2 separate regions of the Homo sapiens genome follow, and region 2 is linked to region 1. A link is a loop called in an ENCODE intact Hi-C map of the cell type or tissue named here. Cell type or tissue: gastrocnemius medialis. All regions are shown on one strand. Each heading gives the region's core, and the rest is flanking DNA. Links, peaks and the distances in the headings are about the cores only.

Region 1 (5,376 bases), core at 250-5,249:
GTCTGGGCAACCTAGTGAGACCCTGTATTTCTACAAAAAAAAAGCACTATATTAAAAAAAGAAATAGTATCCCTATTCCTGGGAGATTGGGAGAGAAAGTGGAATGGCACAGAGAACTGCTTTGCTTTTTCTCTACTTCTTTCTCTTCGTCCCTCTTACCCACCCTCATTCTACTGCAAATAGAACAAACTACCGCACAGGCCTTCAGTAACAGGCTCCGTTGTGCTCAAAGGGCTAGAGGGGTTTTTATTCTGAGTCACAAACTCACCACTACTTGCACAGGGACATGGATTGAAGGAGAGGCACCTGCCCCTCTGCTCTTCAGAGACAGAACGCCTAACCCTGAAGTCCAACTATGGAAACTTGTGAAATTGGATGCAACACCACAGGCATAATCCAATTCAACACACATTTAAGGATCACTTGGTATGAGCCAGGGAAAGGACCCAACTGTATCAGTCAGGATTAGGTTCAGCTGCCAAGTAATAGTGGCCGCCCCTGCCCAAGTAACAGCAGCTTAAATAAGATGCTAATTTGTTTCTTTCTCCCATAAAACCTCAGAGGCAGGTGGTCCAGGATGGGTGTGGGGCTCTGCTCTAGGAAGCATTATGGACCTGGATTCCTTCTGTCTTGTTGGTCCACCATACATGTCTCCATTCCCAGTGTCACCTCATGGTCTAAGGTGGCAGCTCCAGCTCCAGCCATCATGTCCATCAACAACAGACAGGTGGAAGAGATAATGAAGAAAGTCAGAGTGTGCACAGCGTTCGCTTTAGTGAAGATTCCTAGAAGCTGCCACTTGACGCGTGTACTTCAATGCCATTGGCTGAACTTGGCCACAGGATCACACTTAGCAGCATGGAGAAGTTGGGTAGTCATATACCACTAAAAATTGGGGTCTCTATTGCTACGAGAAAAGGCGGCAATTAGCATTCTCCCACACTGATGCATCTAAGCTTTTATTATGGATTAGTAATACATGTTACCTTCTTTGCCCCAACAACTCTGCAATTTGATTATTAGTGTTGATGCAAAAGTAATTGTGGGTTTTGCAATTACTTTTGCACCAACCCAATATTTTTATCTTCTGTATATAAATGAGAAATCTGATCCTTAGAGAGGTTAAGTAACACATTCTAGGTCATCCAGGAAGGAAATGGTGAGGCCGGGCTTCAAGGCAAAGCCTGTTTGACTCTGAAACCTGTGTTGTTACCTTTTCTATAAGGCCTGTGCTAGGGGGTAGGGATTCCCCAAATGAAAAGAAACCTTCTGCAAACATTATTTGGGAAATATTATCATTGCTATTTTGTGGCTTTTCCGAATGAAAAGAGGTGACAGATATAGATTTCATTTTTAAATTTTCTTTTACTTAAAAAAATTGTTTGTGGGTACATAATAGGTGTATATATTTAGGGGTACGTAAGATGTTTTGATACAGGCTGAAATAGATTTTGGATGCTGTTATGGGTTGAATCGTGTCCCCCAAAATTCATATGTTGAAGTCTTAACCCCTAGTCCTGCAGAAGGTGACCTAATTTGGGAACAGGGTAATTGCAGATGTAATTAAGTTGAGATGAGGCTGTACTGGAGAAGGACAGGCCACTTGTCCAGTATGACTGGCGTCATATAGGAAGATGACTATGGAAAGTCACAGAAGCACAGGGAGAATACCACGTGAAGGTGAAGCCAGGATTGAGGTGAAGCAGTAGAAGCCGAAGAACACCAAAGAATACAAACCACCGGAAGTCAGGTGAGCGGCACGGAACAGATTTCCCCTGGCAGCCCTCAGAACAAACCACCCATGCCAACACCTTGAGCTTGATTTCTAGGCTCCAGAACTTTTTCTGGTGTTTCAGCCACCCCGCCTGTGGTATTTTGTTATGGCAGCCCTAGAAAATTAATATGAATATAATGTGTTGTTCATTGCTTTGCCATGGAAACGATTTCAGATGGCTGTGAGGATGTCAGATTTTCAGGAAGGCGGGTGCCTTGATTTTCATTACAAAGGGGGAGAGTCACTTTTCTGTGGGCTCTCCCCAGGTTTCACCCAGGGCCATAAAGTTCTATGCAACTTTTGTTAAACCCCTTCTAATGTTCCAGGCTCTGGGCTAGATGCATGGCCCAAAGAAACCGGACCAGACTTTTAGAAGACATCAGGGTGCTTCTACTTACTCCAAAGGAAAGCCTTCATTTTGGCACAGGGCATCTCTATTTTAAGCTCAGACATTCCTGGTCACTGGCTACCTCATCGCCTTGGCATCAGGTAGGGTGAGAAGAGCAGGCCCGGGTTTGTTCAGCTTCTCAGCAAGGTGAGATTGACGAGCCCAGTACAGAAGCTGGAGTGAAAAGACCACGTCCTCTCCCAGCGGGTGCTGAGCCAAGTTGTCTTGGTATTTGAGTTGCTTCATCTGTAGCCTCTTATCTCACTGGGTTAGAGTGTGCTGCACTCATGAAACCAATGTCCCAGTGTGCTCAGAGGCTGGCTGGAGTATCCCGCTTATGAGTACAGCCTGTACCCCTGACTCATGGGGCTGATTTCCAGGCAAGTCCGTGCACTGCTGCAGCACTTCCTTGCTTTGTGTTTCAGGGTTCTGTCCCATTGGCTCGACTCTATGGCCATCGCCTGGAGTGTGTGTATGAGTGTTTGTTGGGAGGACACAGAGTGGCTTTCCTCCTCTTAAGAAGAGCTAGTAGTGCCCGGCGCGGTGGCTCACGCCTGTAATCCCAGGACTTTGGGAGGTCGAGACGGGCGGATCACAAGGTCAGGAGATCAAGACCATCCTGGCTACCAGGTGAAACTCCGTCTCTACTAAAAATACAAAAAATTAGCCGGGCGTGTTGGTGGGCGCCTGTAGTCCCAGCTACTCGGGAGGCTGAGGCAGGAGAATGGTGTGAACCCGGGAGGTGGAGCTTGCAGTGAGCTGAGATTGCAGCACTGCACTCCAGCCTGGGTGACAGAGCAGCCTGGGTGACAGAGCGAGACTCCGTCTCAATTAAAAAAAAAAAAAAAAGAAGAGCTAGTAGTCCTACCCCTCAACATCAACAAAATACAAACAACCCAATGAGAGTCATGGGCAAAGAGCTGGAGTAGACATTTCTCCAAAGAAGATATGCAAATGGCTAACAGACATGTGAAAAGATGCTCGCTATCACTAATCATTAGGAAAATGCAAATAATGCAAATAAAAACCATGATGAGATACCAGTTTGCACCAATTAGGATGCCTGTTATAAAAAAACAAAAAACAGAAAATAATAACAAGTGTTGATGAGGACGTGGGAAAGTTAACATTCTTGTGCGTCGCTAGCAGGAATGTGAAATAATGCAGTCATTATGGAAAGCAGTATGGATGCTTCTCAAATAATTAAATATAGAATTACTATCCAATCCAGTTATTCCATTTCTAGGTATATGCCAAAAAGAATCAAAAGAAGATACTTGAACAGATATTTGTGTCCCTGTGTTCGTAGCAGCATTAGCCACAATAGCCAAAAGGTAGAAACAACCCAAATGTTGGTTGATGGAGGAATTGGATAAACACAAAGTGATATACAGGCATACAATGGAATATTTTCAGCCTTAAAAGGAATGAAATTCTGATACTGCTACAACATCATTGAGGACATCATGCTAAGTGAAAAAAGCCAGACACAACAGGACAAATAGTGTATGATTCCACTTATAAGATGTACCCAGAGTAGCCAAATTCATAGAGGCAGAGAGTGGAATAGTGAATACCCAGGACTGGAGGGAGAGGGGAATGGAGAGTTAGTGTTTAATGGGCACAAAGGATCAGTTTGGAAAGGTGAATACATTCTGGAGATGGGTGGTGGTCATGGTTGTACCACAATGTGAATGGACTTAATTCCACTGAACTGTACACTTGAAAATGATTAAAATGGTGAATTTTGTCATACATTTTACCACAATAAAAATAGAGAATGGTTATTGATAATATCTGCCATTCATTGAATATAGTATTCCCTAGACAAAGCATTTTATGGGCATTAGTTCCTCAAGGCACTCATTGTTACTAGCCTTATTTTAAGGATATGAAAACTGAGGCTTAGACAGGCTCAATCATTTGTTCGGGATCACATGGCTAACAGTGAGCAGTGAGGTTTGAGCCCAGCTTTGACTGGCCCTAGGGTCTCAGCTGCAACACACCTGTAGAGCCTCTTGGCTTCATCCTTGCATCTGGGACAACGCCTGGATCATAGTAGGCACGTGTCTACCTCTGATCACATCTAGAGTGAGGTACAGACCCTGACAAATCACCAGAGCTCACCAGAGGGTGGCTGCATCAACACCGTTTCTAGAGGAGGCACTCACAGATGTCAAAGTTGAAAACATGTCTCGGTGCAGTGGCTCATACCTGGAATCCCAGCACTCTGGGAGGCCAAGGTGGGAGGATCACTTGAGTGCAGGAGTTCGAGACCAGCCTGGGCAACACTGCAAGACCCAATCTCTACTAAAAATTAAAAAAAAATTAGCCAGGTGTGGTGGTATATGCCTGTGGCCCCAGCTACTCAGGAGGCTAAGGTGGGAGGATTGCTTGAGCCTGGGAAGCCAAGGCTGCAGTGAGCTATAATCACAACACTCCAGCCTGGGCAATGGAGCAAGGCCCTGTCTCGAAAAAAAAAAAATGTTGAAAACATGACTCAGGCAAATATAGGGAACATGGGGGCTGGGGCCAGGACTAGGGTGAGGCAAGAGAGTAGGAAACCAGCAGGATGGTAACATTGGTCCCAGGAGTATATGACAGACTCACGTAGATGTAGCCATTGAAAGAGGGAGTACTGAAAATGGTTTTGCTAAATCAAATTCAAAACTGGTTTATGTCCTATATATAGGACAATGAAACTATAACCTTCGGGGCTATCTTTTTTTTTTTTTTTTTTTTTTTTGAGATGGAGTTGCACTCTTGTGGCCCAGGCTGGAGTGCAGTGGCGCGATCTTGGCTCACTGCAGCCTCCGCTTCCCTGGCTTAAGCAATTCTCCTGCCTCAGCCTTCAGAGTAGCTAGGATCACAGGTGCCTGCCACCACGCCCGGCTAATTGTTTTGTATTTTTAGTACAGTCGGGGTTTCGCAATGTTCGCCAGGCTTGTCTGGAACTCCTGGCCTCAGGTGATCCCCCTGCCTCGGCCTCCCAAAGTGGCTCACAGGCATGAGCCACCGTGCCCAGCCCGGGGCTATCTTTTCTATCAGACAGGAATTGTTTGCATCTCTACCAGACAAACATTATTTGCAACTTAGCAATTTCCTTTAAGTTAGCATCTAGAATCTGGGCCTTAATCAGCAATAAGTACTAAGTCAAAGTGCCCATCCCTTCACATTGACGGACCCTCGGGTATTACCCAGATCCCCTCTTTGG
Region 2 (5,376 bases), core at 189-5,188, 75 kb after region 1:
GAATGGATACATATTGAGCAGACTCAAGTCCAACTCACAGCAAGAAGACAAGCCCAGCTGGACGGCAGCTCGAAGCAGAGCACTCTTGGCCTGTCAGCCTCGATTAGCCAAAGCACAGCTCCCATAGAGATAGGAGAATAAACATAAATGATTCCTGTCTTCAGCCACTGAGTTGTGGGGTAATTTGTTATGGAGCATTATTGTGGCAAGAGCTAGCTGGGGCAGATGGCAGATAGGTGTTCTCTTGAATGCCAACTCTATTTAATTGGTAGTGATTGAGCAGAGTGCTCCACTGAGTGGAAAAGGATTGTGACGAATTTGGGCTATGAAAGAATTCCAGGACTTATGAGTCACATCTGCTGTAGCAGTCGTGGCACAAGTGCCATGTAGTGGTTATCCTGCATCTAAAGCCTCTCTAGATGACTTATCTTGGGGCTGAGTGTGGCTCATTGAGCAGTACTAATATACACAGGACTAGATGACACATCCTCTGCAGTTTGCATATTTATTCATATCTCAGGCTGTCACCAGTATGCAAGATACCACTAGCACATGCTGCTTCTTAGAAAAGTGCACTGCTGCAAAGATGTACGCACACGGTTGCCAACTTGGTGAGCAGTTAATATTTTGGCGGGGAGGCGTTTCATGGGGGGTGCTTCTTCTTCCAAGAAGATGTATCACTTTCTGGGGTACATGTCTTGATAAGTGTAGCATGGACTGCATTTCAGCCCCTAATTGCTCCCTTGGCAGTAAGCATTTTTGTGCAGTGCACAAACTGTACCGCTGTACATGGCAGGCCTGCCAGCACAAGTTGGGATGAAAGTTTGTTTGTTTGTTTGTTTGTTTGTTTAGGAAAAGAAGAACCAAGATGAAAGGAGTAAAGCCTGACCTTCTCTGATGTCAGTCCTGCCCACTCCTTGGCTTTGGAGTTTTGAATGAGTCACTTTAGCACTATCTGATCTTGAGTTCCAGGCCCAAAGTGCTTGTGCATTCTGGGAAGTTGGAAGAATGATTGAATTAAAGGTGGGGATGTCTACTACTGAACAGGCATGTTCCATTATTCCAAAAGAGGATACAGTCTGTCCCACTGAATCTCTAGGCCTGGAAATGTTGGAAAGTGCTAAGCTGAGAACAAATTCCCTAAAATCTTTTGCCTACTTCTGCTTGTCAGGGACCTTGGAAAAGCAAACGCTGTAGTGTAAAAGGATCCTCTTCTGCAAGGTAACCGAAAACCCGTGTAAAGGCTGACCCTGGAATTAGAATGCTTGAGCTTGAAGAGCCAAATAAAAAGGAGTCACATCTGGTTCCATTTTTCTTGTGAAATCATCTCACACTGACCAAGTAGGTCCTTTCCTGAGTATATAAATATAGAAGACACACACGTGGTTGTTATCAAACAGTATTGTGCAAAATTAAGTTGGCTACTTTATGGTGAAATGGAGAAGAATGGCAGGCATTTCAAACACATGAGTTTCTCTTCATTGGGTCTGGAAGCAATCACTCATGAAGACAGCTACTTTATCTCCTAGAGTGAGGACCATGCTAGAAAGGACATCATGTTGGGTTAAAACCAGTGACATGGTCAGTCCTGCAATGAATCAGAGTACACAGAGCTCTGATTGCCCATTGACTTGGGGGAAGATGTGGCTGTGTTAACGACAGAAATCATCTCCACCCCATGTCCCAAGCTGGTCTTTTGGACAAGGTCTCTAATGTGGTGACCATATGTGAACTCAAGGCCAAAGGGAATGGACTTACTGGGATTTTTCAATTATCTTTTGGTCTCAGAGACTCACTGCATTGTTGCTACCTGACTCTTATCACCAGACTGTTCCTGGGGAATGTACAACAGATGAGAAGCAGAAATCAAGGAAACAACCCAAGCCTTAGCTGTGGCGAGCCTTGAAATTGCTCCATAGTAAGCCAGATGGAGGGAATGTTGAAAGTGGCAGGGATATTCCTAGCTGGGCCTTTGGTTGAGCCTATTCTCATCCAGTGGCTATTCCAAAGGAACATGAATCCCCCTCCAGATTAAGTGTCCCATAGGACCTGTGTGAACAGAAGGATAGTGGTGAGAGGTGGGGGAAAGAGCGAGATCATGAACTGTGAAGCAATAAAAACTTACGAGGTTGGGAGAGGGAGAGGAACCATGAAATTGTTTCCCCTATCACCCTGCCTTCGAATTCCCAGCTGCTCTCATTTTTATAGGCTAGGTTGAAGGATAAGAAGCTTGCACAAAATTGGGACCCATGAATGGTACATAAGTAGGCCAAAAATGAAGAGCACTGTGAATGTCCCAGGGATGGGAGTGGGGTCCTTGTCCAGAATTCATTCTTTTCTTTAACTTTGGTGTTTCCAAACTTACTATACTGTCGAGACCTTGTTATAGCACAAACTGCCCAAACCAACTCTCCATGCAATCAAAACAGTCTCAAGCTCTTGCTAATTGTCTCCTGATGCATTATTCAATGAAGATTGCAGCTGTGGATGCCAGCAGTCTCTTGGCGTATATGGAATCAACATTTGAAATCAGTTCCTGGAAAGATATTTCTGGTCTGTATCTTTTCTTTGTAACATTCAAAAGAACTGTGTCTAACAGGGAAAATAATTGGAGAATAAGGTCTTTTCTTCTGTCTCTGCCCAGAGGATTAAGATGACCAAAAGGGTCCTTCCTTTAAATGGAAAGTGAAAAATAGAAATATGTCTTATATAAGCCCTGGGGAAATCATAATGTGGTCCACTCCTTCATAACTGGGGTGTGGAAAATATGGGAAATTTTGATTCATGATAGTTCAGACTTCTCTTGAAGGGTCCTGGTGGGGCACTTGAAAGAAGAAACCTGTTTTATGGAATGGAGTTTTCCATTTTCAAGGGCAAGTTGTAGGTGTGGTCGTAGGAACAGCATGGGGTTTTTAAGGCAATGTGATGTGAACTTGAAACCTAATAGTGCGGTTCTCTTAGCAATCTTGGTTGGGATGGTTTGAAAGTCACTGTCCAAGGAGCCTGCAGAGAGTTGTGCAACCAGCTTTCGTCGCCAGTGTTCCACAGACAAGCGTCACTTAGCCTAGAAATCCTAGACTCACTCAGCAAGTGTTCCCTGCAATGGGCCAAGGTCATGAGTCTAGGACTGGTCCTTCTTGAGACCAGTAAGTGCATTCCCCTTCCACATCTTCTTAGGGACAGCCTTAAGATTCTCAGCATTTGTGTTTGCCCATCTGAAAAAATGGAAATGAGAAGCCAGCTTATGCTTTTTCTGAGTGTGAATTTATTAACACTCAAATGTTTTATTAACACTCAAATGTTTGCTAATTGTCAAGAGCTTGCAGCCTTCCTCAGCCCTGAATGCCCTCTGCAGAGCCACTGGCACCCCACAGGTAGTAAATTAAAGAAAAGGAATATGCAGAGACCCGGCGCGGCAGCTCACGCCTGTAATTCCAGCACTTTGGGAGGCCGAGGCAGGTGGATCACTTGAGGTCAGGAGTTGGAGACCAGCCTGGGCAACATAGTGAAACCTTGTCTCTACTAAAAATACAAAAAAATTAGCCAGGCATGGTGTTACGGGCCTGTCGTCCCAGCTACTTGGGAGGCTTAGGCAGGAGAATCGCTTGAACCCTGGAGGCAAAGGTTGCAGTGAGCCAAGATCATGCCACTGCACTCCAGCCTGGGTGACAACGCAAGACTCTGGAAAGAAAAGAAGAAAAGAAAAGAGAGGAGAAGAGAAGAGAAAAGAAAAGAAAAAAGAGGCAGGGAGGGAGGAAGGAAAGAAGGAAGAAAGAAAAGAAAAGAAAGAAGAAAGAAAGGGTGAGAAAGAAAGAAAAAGAAAGAAAGAAAGAAAGAAAGAAAGAAAGAAAGAAAAGAAAGAGAAAGAGGAAGGAGGATGGAAGGGAGGAAAGAAGGAAGGAAGGGAGAGAGAAAAAGAGGAAGGAAGGGAGAGAGAGAAAAAACAGAGAGAGAGAAAGAAGAGGAATAGGCAGAGAAGGACGGACAGAAGCAGGGTCTGGCAAGAGAGTCTACACCGTGGTGTGGGGAAGGCAGCGTCTAGTAGACATGCCGAGTGCCAGCCCCTAACCAGGGCCAGGCCAATGTTCCAAGCCTCAGTAGTGGCTGCTGTCCTTGCCCTTCCTCCCCTGGCACTTATACCCACGAGGAGTGACCAGGAGGCTCCCAGGACTACCTCTAGCCCCAGGAAAGCAGGGAGCTCTATCTGACAAGCTTCCCAACTGCCCTGAGAATTTGAAGCTACTCGAAGAATGAGAGGAAATAAAGTCTGGAAAACCTCAGCAAGAAAATGGCCAGGTTATTCCACCTCATTTCTTCAGCCTTTTCTTGGCGTGTATTATCGAGAAAACTAACTGGGTGGAACTGCAGGTGTCTAAGAAGAACTTTGATTTTTCTAAACATTTACAATTCTCTTTTATGTATGCAGTCAGAAAATGGGCGACGAGGAAATCGAAAATGTAAATCTTTCAGCAAACGTGTTTGTCAGGGAGATGCCAGACTCCCTTCAGAGGAGCAAATTATCATGAAATAAGCCCAGAGAGGAAAAACCGTAGAGAGAATTTCCAGAGAACACTGGCTCCTCCGAACCGGAAGTGGAGCCTCAGCAGGAAGGGGCTGGGCTTTCACTGAGAGCCAACGGGATGCCCGGCGTGGTCGGGCAAAGATGGCGGGCGCCTGTGGGAAGGGCCAGGTTGTTTCGCTCCGGGCCTCTCCTTAGCTGAGAAATAGTCTGTTATTATAGAATTATGTGGGAGAATTGTATCTGGTTCTTCTGACTCTCCAGTTTTTAAAATGGTGTCCTCAAACATACCATCTTTCCTTTAATGGGTGTCACCATCATGAATTGAACCTTCCCTAGAATTTCTTGGGAAGATAAAGGCAACACTCTGAGGTTGACCAAATTTGCTTTTATCTCTCTTTCCCTCTTTGCTACTCCTGTCTTCTTCCCATTAATAAAACTACTCATGCCAGCTGTGGTGGCTCACACCTGTAATCCCAGCCCTTTGGGAGGCCAAGTTGGGAGGATTGCTGTTCAAGACCAGCCTGGGCAACATAGCAAGACCCTATCTCTACAAAAAATAAAAACGTTAGCCAGGCACGGTGGCACATGCCTGTGGTCCCAGCTACTCTGAAAGCTGAGGCGGGAAAATCCCTTGGGCCCAGGATTTTGAAGCTTCACACCATTGTACTCCAGCCTGGGCAACAGAATGAGAACCTATCAAAAAAAAAAGAGAGAGAGAGGAAAGAGAAAGGAAGAAAGAAAAAGAAAGGGAGAGAGAAAGAAGGGAGGGAAGGAAGAAGAGAGAAAGAAAAGGGAGAGAGATGGAGAGAGGGAAAGAGAAAGAAAGGGAAAGAGAGAGAAAAGATAAACACCTT

The links. Peaks named below come from ENCODE experiments on the same cell type or tissue, not always from the same donor. Only the 100,000 strongest peaks of a DNase experiment are listed, where the experiment ranks them.
Region 2: it touches region 1 in a loop (2.7-fold over the local background); 2 of 110 quality-filtered maps call a loop at or near these places.

The regions. Positions count from the first base shown.
Region 1 is chr17:65,460,492-65,465,867 of GRCh38, reverse strand. No RefSeq gene overlaps it. Among named protein-coding and RNA genes, the nearest start is that of LINC02563, 5.6 kb to the right of the region's middle. RefSeq lists enhancers at 3,975-4,607, 4,608-5,241, 5,242-5,376. In gastrocnemius medialis, for the core only: no CTCF peak of the experiment used is centred there; DNase peaks (open chromatin) are centred at 1,759, 2,427, 4,657 and 5,077; H3K27ac peaks cover 4,259 bases.
Region 2 is chr17:65,385,186-65,390,561 of GRCh38, reverse strand. No RefSeq gene overlaps it. Among named protein-coding and RNA genes, the nearest start is that of LINC02563, 70 kb to the left of the region's middle. In gastrocnemius medialis, for the core only: no CTCF peak of the experiment used is centred there; a DNase peak (open chromatin) is centred at 3,051; H3K27ac peaks cover 2,729 bases.